Regions from separate parts of the Homo sapiens genome. Here all the other regions are linked to region 2. A link is a loop called in an ENCODE intact Hi-C map of the cell type or tissue named here. Cell type or tissue: GM12878. All regions are shown on one strand.

Evidence for each region. A loop is a pair of places that touch in the nucleus more often than their neighbours do. Peaks named below come from ENCODE experiments on the same cell type or tissue, not always from the same donor. Only the 100,000 strongest peaks of a DNase experiment are listed, where the experiment ranks them.
Region 1: a loop joins it to region 2, with 4 times the contacts of the local background. A loop is called at or near these places in 5 of 110 quality-filtered maps.
Region 3: it touches region 2 in a loop (2.8-fold over the local background); 4 of 110 quality-filtered maps call a loop at or near these places.

The regions. Positions count from the first base shown.
Region 1 is chr6:135,082,780-135,090,779 of GRCh38, reverse strand. No RefSeq gene overlaps it. Among named protein-coding and RNA genes, the nearest start is that of HBS1L, 32 kb to the right of the region's middle. RefSeq lists an enhancer at 1,998-2,047 and silencers at 4,400-4,459, 4,470-4,549. In GM12878, CTCF peaks have their summits at 1,368 and 3,236 (motif pointing right); a DNase peak (open chromatin) is centred at 1,876; H3K4me3 peaks cover 1,193 bases; H3K27ac peaks cover 2,751 bases.
Region 2 is chr6:134,998,161-135,006,160 of GRCh38, reverse strand. HBS1L (HBS1 like translational GTPase) reads left to right here. Exons shown (of 18, transcript NM_006620.4): 5 at 3,319-3,427. Among named protein-coding and RNA genes, the nearest start is that of MIR3662, 23 kb to the right of the region's middle. In GM12878, CTCF peaks have their summits at 1,669 and 3,724 (motif pointing right); a DNase peak (open chromatin) is centred at 3,020; H3K27ac peaks cover 1,892 bases.
Region 3 is chr6:135,434,842-135,442,841 of GRCh38, reverse strand. It overlaps AHI1 (Abelson helper integration site 1), which reads left to right. Exons shown (of 29, transcript NM_001134831.2): 14 at 128-260; 15 at 4,344-4,467. Among named protein-coding and RNA genes, the nearest start is that of AHI1, 59 kb to the left of the region's middle. RefSeq lists a silencer at 6,215-6,415. In GM12878, a CTCF peak has its summit at 3,730 (motif pointing right); a DNase peak (open chromatin) is centred at 3,707; H3K4me3 peaks cover 696 bases; H3K27ac peaks cover 353 bases.

The DNA of each region.
Region 1 (8,000 bases), 85 kb before region 2:
GAGATGTATGTGGAAGATTTTACCAAAAACCAACCAGTGCAACTAAAGTGAAGGGGATTTTGCCCAGTTCTCAGAATGGATATAAGATATTTCCAGTCCAAGAGGATTTACTGATAGAGACTTAGGATATGAGAGGGATAATGATTTTCTAGACTGCTTAAAATCTAAGCTACATAACTTCTCTCTATTTTAGTGTCTGAATTAGTTCAGCCTAGTTAAGTACTGATGTTTTTCAACTTGGCTTTGTTAGAACTAGAATCTGTCCTCTTTTTGCCCCTTGACCTCTTTCTATGATAAAAGTGAAAGAATAAGACAAGCGTTACAAGTCAGAGTATGTGTTATTCCTGAGCAAGAGTATGTTAGTGACAATTTCCAGTGTGGGTGGATTTGAGGTTCTGGAGGACGAATGAATATTTTCCAGTTTGCTTTTCTATCAACATCAAAGACTCTATCATCACATCTGCCCCACACTGCTTCAGTCTTGTGCCTATTATATAGTATGTTCTCGACCTTAAGATTTTTTACAGAGGTTTTGTTTCATATATCTAAGTTTGTAGTTAATTAAATGAAGACTTTGCTAGAGGCTTTAGTGTGTGTCAGCGCACGGAATTTAATCCTCAGAGTGCATCCAGGAGACACATATCCCATTACTGGGAGCTGGGCCTCATTTGTTCCTGGCAGTATCCCCCAGGCTAACACTCAGCTAGACTTAGCTTCATATGGTATTGGCCATATCCAACAACATCACATCCTCTTCATGTTAGCCCAAGATTTGCTAACATGGAGGCTCTGGGAAGCCCCAAACGCTTTGGTGGATGTTTTTAGGTTGGTGCAAAAGTAATTGCCTCCCAAGGCAAATGCTTTTAAGCAAACAAGTCATGTAGATAACAGGTTTTTGGTACTTTTATTTAGCAAAAATCAATAGTGTTAATTTTTAGTTATGTTTGCATGAAAGTTGTGAGAAAAGCTAATCATCTTTTATATCTAAATCCCCAGCCCCTTTGGATTTTATCAGCAGTTGTAATTGTCCAATAAATATTAGAACAAATACATGACTTAAAAATAAAATACCAGGCATGGCAAAAAACCTAAAGAGAAGTGACTGGCTAGATTTGGCATAAATAAATAAATATCATGAAGCAGAACTTGTTTATGCAAATTTCCAATTCCCCTTCCAGTGCCTCTGCTCCCATCCACTGGGGCCCACCAAGCCTATTTCTGCTGGTTTTTATTCTCACTTATAGTGAAGGTGTTGGCTGATAAAGGATTAAAGTGGCAGCTGTCCATGGAGAATATTCACTTTCACAGTGGCTTTAATGTCCTGATAAGATTTAGAAAAATCAAAGAATAGCACCCCTAATGGTAGAATCTCAGGAGTACACCCTAGGGCAAAAAAATTCCTATTTGAAGCCTTCAGGTCTTCATTTTGTGGTGACTTTTTAGGGTGATGTTTTTGCTACCCATTCAGGTCAAGACAATGGTTTAGAGAGTAAATGTTATCATTTCACTTATCAATAAGATTCTAAAATGAGAACCCATGTCCCCAGGTTATTTTTTCTCCAGAGTTCAAATGTGAAACCATGTTCCGTCAAACAGGATCTTAACTGTAATTTCAATCTTATGCAGATTAAAAAATTAACATTCCATTCCCAGTGATGTTGGCTTTTCCTGGTGAATCATTTGTATGTGACTTTATTTCATGGGGTCTCTAATTACATGCCTCCAGAAGACACAAGGTATCGTAGGCTGCTCTTGTGGCTACAGTTATGACAAATCATGGGAGTGATGCAATAGTTCAGAGTATCTGTGGGGTGTGAGGCAGTGTATGCTAGTGCTGCTTCAAATTGGCTCATGATTGCTGATTGTGTGCATTTCTTCCCAACTCAGGTCCAATAACTTCATACCGGTAGTCTGAAATTGGATATGGGGAGAGTATTTGCACCAAGGAATTTGGCAAACAATACCAGTCAGGGTTATTGATTGATTGACTGACTAATTTCAAGAGAGCTGGCTTACCAGTTCACCACTGGTGTGGGTAATCTATGTCTCCCAAAGAAAGAAATATGCACTTTATTCCTAATTAATATTTACTCATTTTATCCTAGCTGACCCTAAATCAGGTCAGCTGAACTGTTACCTCAGGAGCATGTAAGATTGCAGACAACATAAAGACCTGCATTTGTTGATAAATACATGAGTGCCTTCTAGGTGCTGTGGATATAGTACTGACTAAAGTCAGACACAGTACTTGCCCTCATGGTGCTTACAGCTTGCTGGAGGAGACAAATGTTAATAAAAGAATGCCATAAATACTGTAAAATTCAGCCATGGTTAAGAGCCGTGAAAGACAGAGATGTCATATTACCAGAGTGTGTAAAAGGAGGATCTGACTCAGGGAAGTAAGGGAAGGCTTTTGTAAGAAAGTGATGTTTGCCTGAGATTTAAAGGAACAGCAGGATTAAAATAGACAAAGCTAGCAGGTGCTTAGTACCTGACACACAGTAGGTGCTCATTAAAGATAAATGGTGGGTAAATTATGTTCCGCTCATGCACTGGAATCTCTGTTGAACTTTGATAGCAATTTCCTGGGAAACATGGGTTTCTTTCTATTAAAACACACCACTCCGGGATGACAGCTACGATCTCTTACAAACTGGTTTTCAGGGACCGTTAACACCTGCTCACTGGAAGAACTCCAGTTCTGTGTGAGATCATGTGATAGGAGACCCGTGGCCTTTAGCTACACATCAACCACACAAGTAGCTGTGGTTTGCAGAGTTAAAAAAAAAAGTTATTTTCCTTTTGAAGCCCAGAAACTGCCAGCCTCTGGAGTTGTTGTGACGCTGCCTTCATGTCTGGATGTTTGTTCCCTTGTGTACAGTGACTCATGTTCCATCTTGTCCCTTTGCCATATGGTTTACAGAGGTAATATTCCCTCAAGGAAACAAAAACACAACAACACAATCATCTCTAAGATAGTGGAACTTAGGTTTTGAATGCAATTGTACGTAGAATATGAGAACATTTTGCTTAGAGAAATCAAACATATCTGTAATATACAGTAAAGGTGCTTCTTTGGGGGTGGTGAGAGTGCAGGCGGATGTGGAAAGGAAGGCAGGACACAAGTGTGATTTGGTGAGAGCTGTTGGTGGATATGCCAACTGGGACCTATGGTGGGAGAACCTCGCTGCCTCAAGCACAAATGCACAAAGCTCACACTAGGGGGCTCAGGGTTCTAGGATTTATGGGTTGGGAAGGGGAAGGGGAAGGGTGTCTTCCACCATCTGGCACTCTGTGGTCCAGCTGTGTTAATCCAACCATTACTGTCCTCATGTTTAGCCCACAGCATCAACAGCTCTTTCTTTTTCATTGAATTTCATAAAGGGATATGAAAGTTTTTAATGTCAAAGTTTTGATTCCTATAACCATGTCATCCCCATAGAAGCCAAAGTCTTTCCACATAGTCATCATAAATACCCTGGCCTGGTACTTTACCTCTGTCCACATAATGAGCAGAAAGGGGTCCTCCTAATGTATATTGAATGTATAATATGTACCAAGTATTACAGTTCACCCATCATCCTGTAATCCTTCAGCAAAGCGATGAAGGAGGTGTCATCTCTATTTTATAAATAAAGAAACTGAATTGTAGTGATATTAAGTAGCTCCACTTACCCAGTAAGTGGAGAGCTTGGGGATTTGTGTCTACGTATATCTGCTTTCTTTCTACTATGCTGAAGTGTGTTTTTGTCTCTCTGGGTTTTTTGTTTGTTTGTGTTTTATTGTTTTTCTTTTCCTTTTTTTTCTTTCTTTTTTCTTTTTTTTTCTTTTTTTTTTTGCCATGGTCTAGTCATGGTGGATAAGAATTTGGAAAAAAAATTGTTTAGCTGCTTTTTTGAAACCTCGGACTAATTTTCCCTAGTTTCAACAATGAAGCAAACTCAGTAATAGTGAGTGATGGAGTTCAGAATAAACTTTCTTATCTTCTTCCAAATGTGACTGAAATTAAGTAAAAAGAGGTGCCATTGTTTTTAACACATCACTTAAATGTAAAGGATTCTGAGGGTCTGGAATGTTTAAGTGAAAGTTACCCGTGCTGAATTTCTACTGATGGAATCTTTTAAACAGAGCTGCTAAAAATGACTTATGGTGATTATCGTTGAGACTTCAAAATCCCGAGTGTATAACCACAACAGTAGTCACAGACACAAGGTGTGTAATATAGAAACACAAAGTTCAGAGGCTTTACCAAATTCATAATAAATTTAGAACCCAGTCAATCTAGAGGAAATTAGTATATAAACAAAAATAGAAAACACGTAAGAGAACAACGTTGTATGAAAGCAAAGTGAAAGCTGTTGAATTTGTCTTTCTATGGTATGCTTAAATACACAGAAACACTTTAATGCATCTGCCCAGATTAGTTGATCTTGATCTGTTCATCCCTAAAGTCAATCTGTGGCAGCACATCAGTCTCTCTGTCAGCAGCCATGGGTAACTTTGGCAAGAGGTGTGCTGGGGATGTCAAGTGGCCATTCCAGACACCCTTGCCAAGGGGCTTTCCTGCTGGCCTCAAGGAAAGATACAGTACATTTCCTGGAATTGATTAGAAATCCCTAGGCTGAGGCCAGGAGCTTAATTTTTAAAATATTCCAGACATCGCAATAAACACAAACCTACTGTTGTTGCTTTTTTCCCCCAATATTTGACTGCAGATTTGGTTGGTGCATGTCTTGTTATGTAGATCATCTACCTAAAAAATTCTTCTAAGAGCTTACCTTCACAGGCAATTTGACTTAATTTTTACAGTAATTTTAAAGCCTAACTTGTCTAGTTGAGAGGGAGGGGGAGTTCCAGGCTTGACTCAGATATGTACCAATGTTGCTATTTTAATAAATGAGCTGTAATCACTATCCTCTGCCTGTTATTTACCCTGGATAGTCTTTGCTTTGATAACCCAAAGTCAATCACATAAACTCTTTTTCTTTCTTAGGATTTTCTTGGTGAATTATTTCCAATATATACAATTTTTAGGAAAAAAGTGCCTTTAAGGCACCCTGCATACATGATTTCATTCTCAACAAGGTTGGGTAAAGCCAAAGTTAAATTTCAGAATCTAACTATGTATCTGTCAATCTATATTTATTTATTTTTGTTATTCTTCACTAAATTATGGTTTCCTATCTGTGACTAATACTGTAAATGCTACTTCTAATTTGATTGTTTTTATGGCTGTGATATCATACACAAAATATATTGACTTTTAGTAAATATTTGAGACTATTATTTATGGATAAGGGTTGAGTTGTAAATAAAACCTATAATGCAGGTTAAACAACATTAAGGAAATGTTCATTTTAAATCTTTATACTTATTGAAATTATTTGGTTATACTAATCAAATGTATGAAAACACTCAATATAATTATTATTGTAGATTTCCTTCACAGCAGAAACAAGCTATTACTTTTGGTGATTAGACTGAAGGATTACTTTGAGAGACTGAGGCGGGAGGATTGCTTGAGGCCAGGAGTTTGAGACCAGCTGGCCAACATGGTGAAACCTTGTTTCTACCAAAAATACAAAAATTACCTGGGTGTGGTGCCTCATGCCTGTAGTCCCAGCTACTCAGGAGACTGAGGTGGGAGGATAATTTGAGGCCGGGAGGTGGAGGTTGCAGTGAGCCAAGCTCCAGCCTGGGCAACAGAGCCAGACCCTGTCTCAAAAAACAAAAACAAAAAAAAAAAAGACATTTCAGGCAAGGGGATATTAGGTAAATAAATTAAAAAGGGTTTTATTATAATTATAGAGTTTTTTTAATAAAAAAGAACTAAATAATCAGCCTGTTTTCCCCATTACATGAGGTGAGTTCCCAAGTCTGCAATACAAGCTCAAAGGTCTCATTCAAAGACTTCTCACTGCTCTGCCTTCCCTCTTCATCTGATGCTTCAAACGATTCTTTGTAAGAGCATAAGTCATATAATCTGCAGTTAATGACTATGCAAAAGTGGCTTATGTTTTGAGTTCTTTTATGTCTTTGTATTTTTTTCTCTCTCCTAGGTCCTACAGATAGTAGTTGTTCCAAGAATTTGCTATAAATCATTCCTCTCGTATGTCAAGTCATGCTTGATTCACGGTATGCTGTTAATGGCCTTGCAGAAGATCTGACCATTATACCCCTTTACTTTATTCCTTTACTTTTACTACAAATGTATTTGTGCATTTCTCCAAAGAGCAATAAAGTCTTTATAGCAATAAAATAGGCACTTACTGTGATACACAGTGATACAATGAATAATTTCAGATCACATCCAATGTTAAAAGTATTTATGAAAATAATGTGGTACAAATAGGCAGAAATCATGGTAATCTCATGATTTGTCAGAATAATGTTTTCTTTTTGTTTATTTTGTTTTTCAAAGAAGTAACAATGGCAGAGACATAGCCATCAGAGTTTTAAAAAGATAAGTAGAAGGATAAATAAAAATTGCTGTATTTGAGTGAGTTCTATTGAATAAGTTATGGAAATCTTCTGGCAATTGAAGAAAAAAAATTGAGCGGCTGTAACTGCATGCACATTATGCAAATTTGAAAGGAGCAACGGCTTGTTTTGCAGACTGTGGATACCTTTCTCACAGCAAGACAAAGCTTTAGAAGGAATAAAGAAAGTTCCACTGAACAGTAATAGATCTTTAAACCTTTTTAGTTTTCAGCAATACATAACCATATCTAAAAATGAAATATTATTTTGTACTATATAGTCCTTTACTGAAATGGGTTATTTCTACTAGTCTGATAAACCCATTCAAGCCAGCTGAAACCAAGGGTGGATGTACCACCACTTAAGCACTCACCTATTATTGATCATTCACTTCATTTCCAGGTTTCTGTCATTACAAATGAGGACTGCAATCAACATCTTTGCACATATATCCTTATGCTGGCTATAAAATAGATTCCTAGCAGTGAGATTGCTGAGCTGAAACTAAATGTGTTTTTTCACTTAAATTTTAATAGATGCTATCAAAATGCTTTCCAAAAAGGTTGTTAATAGTTCACATTTCCAAATACTATGTCTCTGCCTCCCACCAGTGGAAGCATTCATACTTTCACATTTTAGTCTTACCTGACAGGGTAAAATGAAATCTAGGGAAAAAAATGCTAGAATTAATAAGCAAATGTATCAAGGTTGCAGGATATAAGGTTAATATACAAAAATCAATTCTGTCTTTACATTAGCAATACACAAGTAGAAAATAAACCGATTATAATAGCATAAATAGTATGAGATACTTGGAGATAAACTTAACAGTATATATGTAAGGCCTGTATAATGAAATGAAAACTACAAAAAAATTTTCCTCAGATCAATCTATAGAACCGATACAATCCCAAACACAGTATTTACTTGATGATAGTGACCAGATTTAAATCGTTGAAAACAATTTCTCATAATCAGATTGTACCAGAATGCTAAAACATAGTGCTTAATTTGCCCTACAAGTTAGTAGCCAAATATGAATACTAAACAGTGTTTGATACAATGCAAACTAAGTTGATTGTTCAAAATACCTAAACTTTTCTGTTAAAAGTAGGGTGGTCTTATATCAAAGTTGGCCAGGGAGAGTCTATGTCATCTGTCCTGATAGAAATAATGTCCTCAAACTACTTTGATTTGAATGATGAACTATATGGTCACCATAGCTAATAGGAACTCAGTACTTAGTTTCATAGCCTTAAACCAGAAAGTTAAATGGAATTTAATAACTACCTGCTTTTGTGTTTAATTGGTATATTCTTGTGTAACATTACAATCCTTCTTTTTTTGTTATATGTTTTTATTTTCTTAATTGTTGCCCTGGGGATCATAATTAGCATATAAATTTAAATAATTTATTTCAATTACTAGTGATTTATTTAAATGGAATACAAAAATTTTGCTCTAATATATCTTTTTTCCTCCCCCCTCCATTGTGCTATTATTGTCATAAAAATTACATC
Region 2 (8,000 bases):
ACTTTCTTCTTATACCTGTTGGATAGATTCTTAACTCCTAATGAAGCAGTTAATGTCTTCTCTGTGCCTTTTTCGTGAATGGCTGAACATTGCTAGAAAAAGTCACACAAAGGCAGATAGGTTCCACTATAAATTCATTATCACAAATCTTAAATGGGCCCTCAATACTATCCAACAATTCCTCTAATTTTTTAAATGTTCAACTTATTCTCTTTTTGCGCAGCAGTTACTGAAAACCTTATTCACTTTGCAAATCTTTTTACTTTCCTTGGGTGGTTCCAGAGCATAACTAGGTGCTGTATTATGGAGAAAATAGAAAGCATCCATTAGGAATTTTCATTTTGCAGTTCCTAAACATGCAAAGCTGCCTTCTATTGCAATAAAAGAGCGTTTCTCCCGTCTCAGCTCAGTTTCTACCTGTACTTTGGATTCCATCTCATTCTACCTTCTCAGAAACTCTAAAATATTGATGATCTCTTCGTAATTTATTCAACTAAACCTTCTCCATTTAATCTTTTCTATCAGCTTGATCCCATATCCCCTTTCTACTGCTATTCTGCCATATTATTCCCTTTTCAGACAAACTTTTTAAAAGAATCATTTTCATACAAATGAAATCCCTATCTAAAGCCCTTAGGGCCAGATTTGATTCAGAATTTGGAATATTTTGGATTTAGGAAAACATTAACATGTACATACCATCTGTAGTATAATAGCCCCAGTGAATTGTGGAGCAGTTCCCTGTAATCGACACATTGCCGTTTCTGCCCTGAAGTGTGTGGCTGTCACTTTCAGTAGGAGCAATAAGTGCTATCGATAAATAGCCTCATATCAGTCCATGTCACATTTTGCTTCCAAATGAGTTATTAAAATAACAAAACCCAAAACTTTAATATTTCAATGCTTTTGGATTTTGAAATTATAGCTGAGAGGTAGTGAACATGCCTTCATTTCTCACCTTACATTTTTTAACCTAGTTTGCCTTTTACTTTTCTCACTTTTTTCAAATGGCTCTTGCTAACTCTACCAATGACTTTTATCTAAAGTGATCATGTCACCAGTGAATGTTTTCAGTCTTCATTCAGTTGACTGGCCCAGAGCCCCAGATCCTGGTAATGCCAACTCCATAACACTGTCTTCCCTTAGCTTCATTGGCACCACCCTCCCTGGCTCTCCTTCACCTTTTTGTAGGTGTATTGTCCATTATCTTGGCATTAAATGCTAGAGTTCTTCCAAGGCCTCCTAGGACCACTTCTCTTCTTTCTCTGTGCTCTCTCCCTTGGTGGTCTCGCCTGTATCTATGTCTTCAATTACCAATTATGTGCTGATGCAGCTCAGACCTCTCCTTTGAGGTCAACCAACATGTTCAACTGCCTATTTGATGTTCATTGTCATTTGGAACTCTGAAATATTGGGTCCAAATTTCTAATATGTCCCAATCTCAAAATTTTCCCTAAACTGTTTGTTTTCAGATGTCCCTTTACTTCATCCTCTCCTCTCCCTTGCCCTTTCCCCTCTCTTTTGCTTACCTCATTTTGGTAACTTCCGCCTCCGTTAGAGCAAGCATTAGGATCTTTGGTATGACCTAAAGGTCCTGCACTGTCTGGCCCTGCCCATCTCTCCAGCTTCATGTAGCTCCCCTCTGCTCTCACTCCCTCTGAAGAACTGTGCTTCCTCCTACAGGAGGACCATTATACAAGCTTCTCTTTCTGCTTGGAATGCTCTTTCTTTCTGTGCTAGTTATTATAATTTATATTCATTTTCCCCATCATAGCTCCAATTCTCACTTTCCTAGAGAAGCTCTCTAAGTCATGTGCCCTATCATCAAATTTTACGGCACCATATATGGATTCTTTATAACACTAATAACAATTTTAATTGTACTTTTTTTTTTTTTTTTATCATTTAGTATGTTTTCCCCGCTAGGATGTAATCGCTCTTAGAGCAAGTGTTACGTCTGTTCTTCACCATCACATTTCCAGCATAGTGCCTGGTGTATAGTAGGCAAATAGCAAACATTTTAAATGAATTTTATACATTAACTTATCTTTTCTTATATTGTTAGTGGTTTCTGTATATGTGTTTACCAATGTAGCACATGCAGTTTCCATAGTTTTATGTGGATTCAATCCTGGTGGTACTTTTTCTGAAAATTATAAAGACACATTTTTAAAAGTTCAATGAATTATGTAGGGATCAAATGCAAAAAAAAGTCTTACTTTGATCTAGCTCATAATTTATTCTCCTCCATCCCTCCATTTTTAATTATTTTTATTTATTTATTCATTTATTTTTGGAGACGGAGTCTCACTCTGTCGCCTAGGCTGGAGTGCAGTGGTGCAATATTGGTTCACTGCAACCTCCACCTTCTGGGTTCAAGCAGTTCTCCTGCCTCAGCCTTCTGAGTAGCTGGGATTACAAGCGTGCACCACCATGACCAGCTTATTTTTGTATTTTCAGTAGAGAGGGGTTTCACTGTGTTGGTCAGGCTGGTCTCGAACTCCTGACCTCGTGATCCACCTTCCTTGGCTTCCCAAAGTGCTGGGATTACAGGCATGAGCCACCGTGCCTGGCCTTTTTTTTTTTTTTTTTAAGAGATGGAGTCTTGCTTTGTCACCCAGGCTGAAGTGCAGTGGCGTTATCATAGCTCACTACAAGCTTAAACTCCTGGGCTCAAGCCATTCTCTCACCTTAGCCTCTCGAGTAGCTGGGACTATAGGCACATGTCACCATGCCTGACTAATTCCCCCATGTTCTTAATTCAGTTTTTCTACATTAACCTCTTTCCCTAGATTCTTTATAGATATCAGTATTTTAGTAAGTCTAGTGTTGTGTGCAAGTAAAATATATACTATATTCCAGCACAATTCAGACTCTCAACTTGTTCATCAGTTCATAAACCTCGCAGGATTAAAAATAGTTTAGCCATCTGCTAACTGACCAAACAATTTTAGTATTGTGAAAGGGTGTGGTAGGAAAGGGAGGTATAGGGTCTAGGTATAATGTCAGAACAAGGCTCAGTGCAGAAACTACCTTGTGACCTCTTAATACTGAAACTTAACAGTCAGTTCAAAATTAGGAAGAGATTTGGTGGAGGTTAAGCATAGGAGAGTCCTGACAATAGGGGATTTCCTAGATTAAAGTGACAGAATTTCTTTCAGCATTAATATCTTACTAAATTTTTTTAGAGATAATGTGTTTATAAAGACATTAATTCTGTGAAAGTTATCATAATCTATAATTTAAAATACTATGTAATAGATTTCTTTATATTACTAAAGAAATTAATTGGCCTTTTATATTTTACTCCTTAACTAGGAAAACCAGTAGATTCCCAGACATCGCGAAGTGAATCTGAAATTGTGCCAAAAGTTGCTAAAATGACTGTATCTGGAAAGAAGCAAACTATGGGATTTGAAGTGCCTGGGTAAGACTTTGAGTACCTCCCTCATCCCCACCCCCACCCCCAAGTTTTTGAAATCACTGTTGCTTCTGTAAGAAAGAGACTGTTTCAATTTCGCATAATATATCATTAGCACTGAAGTATCATATATCCTCAGTATAACATAGTACAAAGAGACAAAATGAGAAATTAGGCTTGATTCTGGCCTTATCTTGTGTGTATTACTTACTCTACCTCACTGCCAGTTTTCTTACATAAATATTTTATAGCTACTTTAACATAAAAAACCCTATGATTTTGTGAAACCTAGCACTGTGAGATAGGGAATTCTTATACCACTAGGTGGCAGAGGTAACCAGATTTTGGAGTGAGTCCCCGAATCATGGAATCATTAATTAAATTTTTTAATAACTAAAATATTTTTAAACTCTTTTGGATTTTCATATTGAATAAATTGGACCATTGTAGCAAAGACGTAAATTGGACCATTGTAGCAAAGACATATGATATGAAACATATGTAGAATTTCAAATATGTAGTGAAAAATGGAAATAAACCATACCTTGGTAGCACTTGTTTGTTCTTATCAAAGTCTCTAGAATCCTTCCAGGAGTTTTTATAGACAAGGGAAGTGAGTTGCTTTAAAGCCATTAATTTTTAAACTCTAAAATTTTTCAGAATTTTCAATTGTTACTTATAAATTATATGTATTTTGTCTGCCAAAATGATAAACGCTGTTATCAAATATAAACAATAGGTTTTTACTATAAACAATAGATTTTTATATATATATACTTTTTTTCCTTTTTTTTCCTCTTTTCCCAAGTTATATTTTTTTAAAAATATAAACCCAGGAACCTTATTTATTTTTTTTTTCCTTACAATATTCTTTTGTCTAAACTAGTGAGGTATTATGAGTTTTGGTTGGGAAGAATGTTTATCACCTAGTTCAATTTTTGGATTTTATAGAAACAAGACTTTATTCACTAGATTTCAAAGTCAGTGAAGGAAAGGACTCCTTATCTAGGACATAGTAGGCATTCAGTGTACATTAATTGAATGATTGGATGAATGAAAAAGTTAATTTTTATCATGAGTAACTTTAGCCTGTTAAAATAATTTAGAATTCTGATTCAGTCTCAAAAAGCTTCGTGTATGCCTTTTTTCCTTCTGAATTGGGATTGAGTTGTCAGAATTATAATTGCCCTTTTTGTCCTTATTCTTGAGTACCATTTAATTCTATTATGGGATTTTTACATACAGAGAGAGAGAGAGGGGGGAAATAAATAGAATACACAATTTATTGTTCTAAGGATTTTATAATCTTAGTACAAAAGATTTTTCAGAAGTCTTAACATGCAAATGAACCCAAATTAATGTATTATATTAGAAGTAAATGCATAGGTATCTAAATGAATAATTATAAAGATAATGGGTAATAAATGTATCAATAAATAATGTGCATAATTTTTGAAAACTCTGTAAGTACAATGCAGGCCTTTCAGAATTTTATGACTATATTCTTTGTGAGGCCAGGGACTGTTAATGTTCATCACTGTATTCCTTTTACAGAATAGTTATTAAATATTTATTGCTCAGAATCCTTGGGGAAATATGTATTATTTTAAAAATAAACTTGCAAATAACATAAAGGTAAAAAATCCACCCATGAGGCAACATTTTGATGTGGCTCTATGGGAGAAGTCATTAGAATGTGAAAGGTCTGTAGTTATAGATCGAAATACTCAGAAATGCTTAATAGTGCTCAAGGCCAACCAAGTTGTACTATTACAGGATTTTTTGAGATTTATAATAGGGATAGCACTTAGCCTATTCTGGGTTAGTCTTAAGAAAGCATATAGAAACACAGTGAAACACTTTTGAGTCAAGATTTCAGCATCATAGGTTTCTACGTAGTGTGATTCTCAGTGGTGTCTTATTTTAAAAAGGATACGGCTGGGTGCAGTGGCTCATGCTTGTGATACCAACACATTGGAAGGCTGAGGTGGGAGGATTGCTTGAGCCTAGGAGTTTGAGGGAGCTATGATCCTGCCATTGCATTCCAGCCTGGTCAACAGAGTGAGATCCTGTCTCTATTTGGAAGAAAAAAAAAAAGGATAGTGCATAATGCATTGCTTGGAAGGAAATGAAACAGCAAACTTTCTTTTTCTTTAATAATATTAAAAATAGTAGATGCAAGTAAGTGCATGTAAGTAGAAATGGAACATTGCATATAGAAGAAATATTCTTTTAACCTCTTAAATCTCAGTTATTCGCTTCTAAGTATTTAACTCCAGAAGAAAGATTAAACCTCTAGATTCATGTATAGTTTACTTTTAGAAAGGTAGTTTAGAGAAAAAAAAGACTAGTCATTTTATAATATTAGGTAAGTGTACAGGGTGGGCATTGTGGCTCGTGACTGTAATTCCAGCACTTTAGGAGGCTGAGGTGGGAGCATCACTTGAGCCTAAGAGTTCAAGACCAGCTCGGGCAATATATTGAGATTCCCCCATCTCTACCAAAAAAAAAAAAAAATTAGCTGGGTATAGTGGTGCTTGCCTGTGGTCCCAGCTACTTAAGAGGCTGAGGTGGGATCACTTGAACCTGGGAGGCCAAGACTGCAGTGAGCCAATATTGTACCACTGCGCTCCAGCCTGGGCAACACAGCGAGAGCGAGACCATCTCAAAAAACAGAAAGAAAGAAAGAAAGAAAAAAAGCTTACAAAATGATACCAGAAAGCACCTGAAAAAAATCCAACCAACTTATTCTTTCATTCATACCAGTCAGTAATTAATTATAGGCCTGAAATCCAAATGGTCATTTTTAGACCTTATCTTAGATATTTTTCAAATCTTAAAACATTGACTTTTATTTCATAATATGCAGAAGTTTTTTTTACTAAGGGCAGACTTACCTAGGATACTTTTCTAATTACTTTGGTCATTTCCCACTAACACTGTAGAATTTTAGTGAATTAATTTACAGTTTACCTAAGATTTACTTAAAAGGGGCCGGGTACAGTAGCTCACCCCTGTAATATCAGCACTTTGGGAGGCCGAGGCAGGTGGATTACTTGGGGTCAGGAGTTCAATACCAGCCTGGCCAATGTGGTGAAACCCTGTCTCTACTAAAAATACAAAAATTATCCGGGTGTAGTGGCCAGCGCCTGTAATCCCAGCTACTCAGTAGGCTGAGGCAGGAGAATTGCTGGAACCTGGGAGGCGGAGGTTGCAGTGAGCTGAGATCGCACCATTGCACTCCAGCCTGGGTGATAGAGGGAGACTCCATCTCAAAAAAAAAAAAAAAAAGAAAAGAAAAAGATTTACTTAAATGAAAATGCTATCCTGAAAGCCAGAGGAAAACAAACCTTTCATGTTATTGAATTGCAGATGAAATGATCAAGTCAGCCCTGTTTTGTGAAGCCCTTCCTATTCTGGCAGCCCCTCTGAGGGCTGCCTGGATTGGTGGGGGAGCTGAGCTTCAAGCCCCTGCCCACTCTGTCCACCATAGCTGTCTGCTTTGATCTGTTTTCCATATTGAATTTAATGCAAGCTTGCCTCTGAAGAAAATGTTTTGCAGCTAAAAACAAAAAGATCTGGGGCCCGAGATTGTGATTTCTGCCAGGTCTGATTCAGACCAGAGCCTATGTCTAGTCACAGTAGATCACTTGTATTATAATTTGTGGGGCTTTAAAAATTCTTCTAAGTATAGAATTGTCAAGTTTTGGTTTTAGAACTAGCTGTGGTCATTCAAACAAATATTTGCAAATTATAGTCTGTTTGATTTCACTTAATTTAGCCTGTTAGAATCCTTTAAAAGTATGGGAACATTTCCTGCATATTACTGTTTTTACCTACTAGTTTAAGATGAAGTGCATCTGTCTAAGCAGTGCTCAAAAATGAACACCTAAATTGGTTAGTGGAGATTTGAAAAAGCAAAATAAAATGAGAATGGATATGTGGCTTTAAATAAAGTTGCAAATATAACTATTGTGACTCTTTTCCTGAGGCGTATTGTGAAGGGCTAATGTTGGGCATATAAAAATGCCCTGACAGGGAAAAACCAATGTATTTTTTGTTATAATAGGCAAGAAGAAAATAGATGTGCTTACACATATCCATCATGCTACAATCTTAAATGATTATTATAAATTGCTTTCTATATGTAGTTTTTCTTTGCCAGCTCCACATAGAGTTGGATATAATTGGTTTCATTCTTAATAACTTCCAATTTAACCTGCTCTTTGTCCTAATTCTGTTTATCCATAGTTGTTAAAGCAAAGTGAGGCATATCATAGTCTGATTATTAGGTCACATTCCTTATAGCTATTCAGAGTTGCACTGGTACTAGTTTCTATGTGGAGTGTCAACGAGCTCATGAAGAACTAAGATCAGTGTTTACTTTTGTTAAGGAAAGAATAAGTTAAGCTGGGCAGTCTTGTTTCTCCTTTATATATCTGAGTTCCTCACTAGATTGTAATCTTTTAAGAGTGGTAGTTAACTTTTTAATTTCTATGTCATTTTCTTTTTGACATCAGTCCCTAGTATATGTTGTAGTTTTTAATAAATCAAGTGTTTGTTGAATTAATGAATTAAA
Region 3 (8,000 bases), 440 kb before region 2:
GCGTACTTGTTTTTCTCTTTCTCTGCATCATAAAAGGACTTAAAAGAACTACAGTAATTGAAATTAAAAACTAGCCTTCGCGTTTTAATGTTTGCTAATTTATATTTTTTAAACGTATGTTTTTTAGGCTTGCCGTATCCCAAACAAACACCTCTTCTCACTAAATGCAGGAGAACGAGGATGTTTTTGTCTTGATTTCTCCCACAATGGAAGAATATTAGCAGCAGCTTGTGCCAGCCGGGATGGATATCCAATTATTTGTGAGTAATAATCCTACCTGTTTAATCTGATTGTAGTCCACGTGGAGGACATTCTTTAGTTTTTTTAAATTCATGGAAATCTTAACTTGAGTAATCCCCTGTACTACTAAATTAAAGAAAACGGATTTCTTCAAACAAAGAAAGTTCTTTTGTAATAATTTTACACTTTTCTATACAGTAACTGTTCGTAAGTAGAATGAGATTGATCAAATGAAAGATGGTAAATTTATTTTTAAAACATGCAGGAGGATTTTTGTAAACATTTTGTATTTTAAATATAGAAATTTGGAAACAAGGATGAATAAATCTCATGGGGAACATTAGTCCAATGTGGCTAGTTGATAGCAGTGATGATTTGAGTTACAAAAGCCTCCAGATTTGCTGTGTAGTGGAATACCAATAATTGACTCAAGAGTACCTAGATGAAAACTTCTCATTATGATAGAGAAGTCAGCAGAGAGGCCAAGCAATTATTTCTGTTGCTTTAGAGACATTCTAAAGTGAGCATTATCATACTGTTCTAGACTTAGAAGCATTAAATACTCTCTCCTTTACTTCTGACTCAATAATAAAACCAGCTCTCCTCTGCAGAAGTAGCCAGCTCCTTGTGGGCATCTGCCCTAAACACTAGATCTTATTGAACTTTCCTCAGCTTAACACAGTTTGCTATTAATTGGTTGATTCCCTTTTTTTTAATCAGGGACTCATAATTGACTTGATTGGCATTTATTAAGTAGATATTGCTCCCCATGAAATAGTAATAAATTTTAAAAATAAAAAATCACTTGTGTCGTTTGATTACCACTATGCTATTTTTAAAATTCACCAAAAACCCATATGTAGAGGGAAAAAAGGTTCTTAGGAAATGCTCCTAAGTTATTAATAGTAATTTATTTCTTTTGGATAGTGAAAGAATTATTTTATTCCGATTTTATGTTTTAAAAGCTTCTGTGATAAATATGTTACTTTATGCTTAAATAAACTTGCTTTAAAATGCTATGTAGATTGAGATATTGCTTAAATCTCAAAAATAGAGGAGGAAGAGGAATCTTTGTCTTTGGTTTTTGACTATTTGATTATGATGTGTCTACTTGGAATTCCTTTAACTTGTTGAATATGCAGATCAGTGTTTTTCACAAATTAGAGATGTATTCAGTCATTATTTCTTGAAATGTTCTGTTTGGCCCTTTTCTCTTTCTTCTTCTGGGAGTCCCGTTATGCCTGTGTTGGTACTCTTGGTGGTGTCCCACAAGTCTCTGAAACTTTTCTATTTTTCTTCATTCTTTTTCTGCTTTTTTCAGACTGGATAATCTCAGTTGACCTGTTGTCAAATTTAGTAATTCTTTCAGTTTAGATCTGCTTTTGAGCCCCTCTAGTGAATTATTTATTTCAGTTATTGTACTTTTCAACTGTAAAATTTCTAGTTGGACTTTTTTTTTAATCATATCTATTTCTTTATTGATACTCTCTTTTTTGGTGGGAAATCCTTTTCACACTTTAATTCTTTAGATATAGTTTTCTTTAGATCTTGGAATATATTTATAATAGTGGATTGAAAGTCTTTGTTGAGAAAGCCCAGCGTCTGGGCTTCCTCAGTTTCTATGTGGATGACTTTTTTCCCCTGTGTATGGGCCACTCTTTCCTGTTTTTTCCATTTCTCATAATTTTGTATTGAAAACTGGATGTTTTAATAATGCAGTGTGGCAACTCTGGAAATCAGATGCCCTCCTTTCTCCCCTCACGCCCACCCAAGATTTATTATTTTTGCAGTTAGCTTTGTGATTTTGGACTAATTCTGTAGTCTTTACTGTCTGTCATGTGTTGCCATTGATGTCTGTGCTCGGTTAAGTTCGTGGTCAGACAGAGACCACCGTTGTGGTTAGACAGAGATTTTTAAATACTTGAGTGGATAGGTCTACTGGTCTTTGCCAAGAGACTCTGTGTGTGTTGGGGTATACCTTCAATGCTTCGGTACACAATCTACAGCTCTGCCTTAGCTTTACTTTCTGTTTGTCCTGAGCCTCCTCACGTCAGCCCGAGTGAGAAGTAAAGCCTGTCAGGTCTTTCTTGGTTGTGCATATTCCCTTCACATACATGGATGGGAATCCTTCTAGATACCCAGGAATATTTTGGAGTTTATCAGTGTCCCCTATGGACATCTCATGCCCGGTTTTTTGTTTTGTTTTGTTTCATTTTGTTTTTTGTTTTTATTTTAAGTTCTTTGGTGAGCCTCTTCTTAGCCTCACTTGCAGCTGTGATATTAAATGATGCCACGGGTTGTTTTGACATGCACCTTAGGGTTAGGGCTGTCCTCCCAGAGCATGCTGTGAGCCAGGTCAAATAAAGGCAGGCCCTGACAGTGGATCTTTCCTGGAGGGCCAGACTGTCAAATAGTGAGAAGTCTTTGGGGATGGGGCTTTTAGGGAGCATCAGACCTGTTCTGCCCCAACCAGTCTCTTGATTTTTATTGGTTTTTAAGGCTCCTTTAAAGTTTGAGACAGGAATGAGAACATAGCAAGTTAAAACACCGTAAAGCTCAATGTTCTTACCAAATTCAGCCATTTTTCTTAAATACTCTTCAAATTTTTGTAAGCTTTGCTTAATTTTCAGAGTTCTGAGAATGTTGATTTTTGCCAGTTTTTGCCAGTGTTCTTGTTGCTTCTGTGGGGAGGAGATTTTTTCTAAGATTCTTACTTTGCTATTCCACAAGTACAGTAGTCCCTCTTTTTCCATAGGGTATATGTTCTAAGACCCTCAGTGGAAGCCTGAAACCTCAAGTAGTACTGAACCCGATTGCCATCAGTAGAAACACATGTATGCTCATGCTTTCCACCCACAGATTTATATCTTTTCCATCTTAACAAAACACTTACCATGCACTAAAGGCCATTACTTTTGTCGTTTGAGGTGTGACAGCAAAACTAGCACAAACCTCTTTTTCGTTCTTCACAATTTCACGGATAGAAGATTTTTACTGTAGATCCTAGCAACCTCAACATATGATTTTTTTTTCTTTCCTTTTTAAATCAAGAACTTTCACCTTTTCAGTCAAAGGAAGTACTTTATCATTTCCCTTTGGCATATGCCAATTGCCAACATGATTACTCTTGCACCTTGTGACCGTTAAGTAAAATAAGGGTTACTTGAACAAAAGCACTGGGTGACAACCAGTCTGATAACTGAGACAGCTACTAAGTTTCTGATAGACAGCATCTATAGCATGGATACATTGAACACAGGATAATTCACATGCTGGAGACATGGAGCTAAATGGCATGAGATTTCATAACACTACTCAGAATGATGTGCATTTTAAAACTTAGGAATTATTTATTTCTGGAATTTTCCATTTGATATTTTCAGACCATGGTTGACTGCGGGTAACTGAAACCACAGAAGGTGAAACTGCACATAAGGGGGGACTGCTGTTATTTCTGAACTGCTAAGTATTTTAAAGGGCAATTGATTTTTACCACTAGATGGAAGCAGAGACTTGGAAACTTTGTTTTTCCGTGTTACTATCTTAGATTTCATTGTATGTTTAAACATATAGTAAAATACCACAGTGCTTTGTGTGTCTGATTGAGTCATTGTTAATTCCCATACTATCCCTGATTACTATCCCTGTTCATTTTAGTATTAAAATTTACTTTTGACAATAGCACAATTTAAATTTCTCCTTACTTCAAATAATTAAATTTTTGGTTGGCATTTAGTTGATTTTCAGGTGAAATAATAATGAAAGCCTAAATTATAGAATATAAGTGAATTGCAATGTAAATGTTATTATTCAACTGATATAAATTTATTATTAAAGATTCTTAGGGGATTTCTTTAAAGAGATGAAAATAATTGATAATTGTAGCAAAATTATAACTGAAAATTTTGCATGTGAATTTTTGTGTAAAGCAAAAGAAAAACTATTCTTAAGTAAATTTTGAAATTTTCTCTGTGCTGCAAATGTCTTTGGTTATAATTTTGTTATAGACTGCTTATGTCTAAATAATATTAAATTATATATTTGTATATTATTGGATTAAGGATCTTCTGTCTGGAAACCTAATTTCTAAATATTTTCATTAGTATATGAAATTCCTTCTGGACGTTTCATGAGAGAATTGTGTGGCCACCTCAATATCATTTATGATCTTTCCTGGTCAAAAGATGATCACTACATCCTTACTTCATCATCTGATGGCACTGCCAGGTTAGTATCCTTGAGAAGTACTTATGTGCATGCTGTTTGCTGTCAAGGAAAGCAAAGAGAATATAAACTGATGTAACTACTCTTATGCTCCAGTCGTATTTTCCCAAGAAGGGACTGTCATAAATATGCATCATGCAGACTGATTCCATAAATTATAGTAACACTTTTTAAAGACATTTTTCTTAAATGTCTTTTATTTATGTAGCATATAATATTTCTAGTCCTCACCATCTTTAAATGATCATTATGTAAACTGATTAATGCTTTGAGATGGGGTTAGGGGTTATTAAACACTTGAGATTTTTTCCTAGAGCATAAGCTCTTGGTGGCAGGGATACTGTCTTCACTATTGGCTGGATTTGCAGAGGGTAGAATCCAGTGGTGCTCAGTATATCACAGTAGAGGAAACAAATATGTACCTTATATTTTAACAGTTTTATAGATTGGTTAAACATTTACATTTTTCAGAATGTCAATCTTAAAAATAATTTATCCCTTTTCAATTTAATAAGTATCACAATAAAACATTTTAAAAGCTAACTTTAAAAGTTTCATTTATACTTTTTTTAGTTGCTTGTTCTACCTTGAATGTGTTCTAAAAATACTGTTAGTTTTCAGGGTGCTTTTAGATACATCACTTAATTTGATTCTTACAGCTATTAGGTAAGACATTATTCTCTCCACACACTACGAAACTGACATGTAAACAGTTGAGATCCATGCTGAATTCATTGTCATTTACTTCTGCCTTCTACTCTCTTAACACTTCGTGTTACTTTTAGTGTTCAGACCACTTCTTCTACTGATCTTGCCAACCTCCTTTTCTGTATAAAATATCTAATCAAGATGTTACCATTATTGGTTAGTTTTTATTTAAATGAAAAAGATGAGAATTAGTAACAATTGACTTCCTTCTTGGTCATGCTGGGAACCTACTATTACTCCTTTTTGACAATATCCTCAAGAAACTATCTGATCTGTTCTTTTAGCACAGCCATTCTGTCCAATGCCAGGCCATACTAGAGAAAAATATGTAACTTTGCTGAGGGGTGACTTTGGATTTGTAAGTCTTAATGTCACCTAAGCTGTCATCTCTGCTGAGGAATCCTTTTACTTTACTCAGCTTCCTTTTCTTTTTCCTCTGGCAGCAGATCCAAACTTACCATGAACATTCTCTACAGTAAATCACAGTCTTCCCACTTCATTAGATGACTATCTTCAATTTAGATGAAATTTAGTCAGACATGATCTTCGTATATTTCCCTCTGATTTCCCTCCTAATATCCATAGATATGTCCATTTTTAATCTCTGTCCATCTCTTTTAACAAAGAGGCACGTGACTGACGTTTTAAAGGCTATTTGACCTGTACTTTTCATCTCAGTCCCTGAAAATTTGTATTACATCTACTAGTCTGATTAATATCTTTCTCTCTATTGATTGTGTCCTCTCATCTTAGAAATATGCTCAAATGGGCCGGGCGCAGTGGCTTATGCCTGTAATCCCAGCACTTTGGGAAGCCGAGGTGGGCAGATCACTGGAGGTCAGGAGTTCGAGATCAGCCTGGCCAACATGGCGAAACCCTGTCTCTATTAAAAATACAAAAATAAGCCGGGTGTGGTGGTCTGCATCTGTAGTCCCAGCTACTTCAGAGGCTGAGGCAAGAGAATCACTTGAACTGGGAGGTGGAGGTTGCAGTGAGCCGAGATTGCGCCATTGCACTCCAGCCTGGGTGACAGATTGAGACTCTGCCTCAAAAAGAAAAAAGAAATATGCTCAAATTGCCTTATCTTAAAAACATCATTTTCAGTTCTTCCTGCCTTCTAGACTAGCCCATTATTTTTCTTTTTCTACACCATCAGGAGTATTCTACACATACTGTCTTTACTTCAGCCCAGTTATTCTGGCTTTCTTTCCCACCATGCTACATAAACTTCTTTCTTCAGAGGTTGGCAGTTTCTTGCTATTTTTAAATCCATTTGGACAGTTTAACTCCTGCTCTGCTTGCCTTCACTGTAGTAATTGATTATTGACCAGTCTTGAAATATTTTGAATTCATAGTTTTCATTGACAACCTCTTCTCTTCTCTTTTTATTACTCTGACCAGTTCTATCCATTGTCTTTCTCTGATTTATTTTCCTCTGCCGATCGTCTATATGTTTTATCCCCAGGATCCTTTAGCTGATCATCTCCTGGTTTTATATGCTTATCCTAGTTTCTCTTACCTTTCCCAGCTTTGACTCTTGCTGATATGCTAATGACTTCTAGCGCACACCTTTTTTATGAATTTGACTTCCTATTACACGTTTCCATTTGAATGGCCCATTGCCACCTCAAATCCAAAACCAAACTTACCCACCTCCTTAAATTTTGTTTTCCTCTTTTAATTCTCTTACATATATTTTAATGGCATCCTTATCCACCATCTCCCAAGCTGAAAACTCAGAGTGGTGTTCATCTCTTCTTTCTTTCCCATCATTTCTTTCACATCTAACTAGCACTAAAGTCTGCCAATTCTCCCTCCTAAAAGGCTCACAGTTTTGTCACGTCCTCTCTATTGCGTTTGCTTTAATTCAAGCCCTATTACTCTTTGCTTAAATTGTTGCTATTGACCTCAGTGTTCAGTCTCTAAGTCCTCTGTCTCTGCTGTGCTAAAATTATCTTTCCATAACTATCTTTCATAATGCCTTAATTTTTTAAAAGACTTTACCCATTGCCCATTGAAAAATTTTCCAGTTCCTTAGCATGGCCTAACAGGCATGTTCCTCATTGACCCAACATTCTTTTCTCATGCGCTTCCCTTGTACCCTTTGCTTTACCCACGTAATCTTTTGAAACACCCTAGCATCTTATCTTCTTTGGCATCTTCCTGCCCTTTGAAACTTACCTACTTTTCCTATACTTAAATGACCTTCTCCTACCCTTCCTGAATAACTTATTCATTCAACAAAAATTAAGTGCCTTTTGTGAGCTCTCATAGGTTTGTAGTTATTATTTAAAATCCAGCCCAAATTCTATTATTTCTTGAAGCTATCTTGGGTTTCTGCACACAATATGTAGTATATTATGCTAAAGCACACATTTTTTCCTTATTTATCTTTAAAACTGATACTAATTTAGGACTCTTTACATCATTAAAATAGTATTGTGAAAGCATTAACTGAGTGAAAAGAGAAGCATGTGGCTAGCATCAAAATGACAAGGAGAGTTTTGAAAGAGGTAAGGAATACTTGTAATAAAGGAGCTGTTGTCCAAAGAAAGAGAATTAGAATTGCAAATGCTCACAAGTGGCAGAAGTATGAATTTCTGTCCATGTCTTCTCCTTCTTTATTCCTGAGGATCCCTGACACATATTATTGTTAGTGTCTCCTAAGTATTTCCCACTTGATTAGCTTTCTGCCATATGGGTTTATCCTAAATACCCTTCTTTAGTTATCCCTGGAATAATCTGTGTTTTTCTCAAATCAACAACTTCTAATACAGTCAGAGAGGCTTTTCCATATGTAATGGCTCCCACACAGGCCTATATGTGCC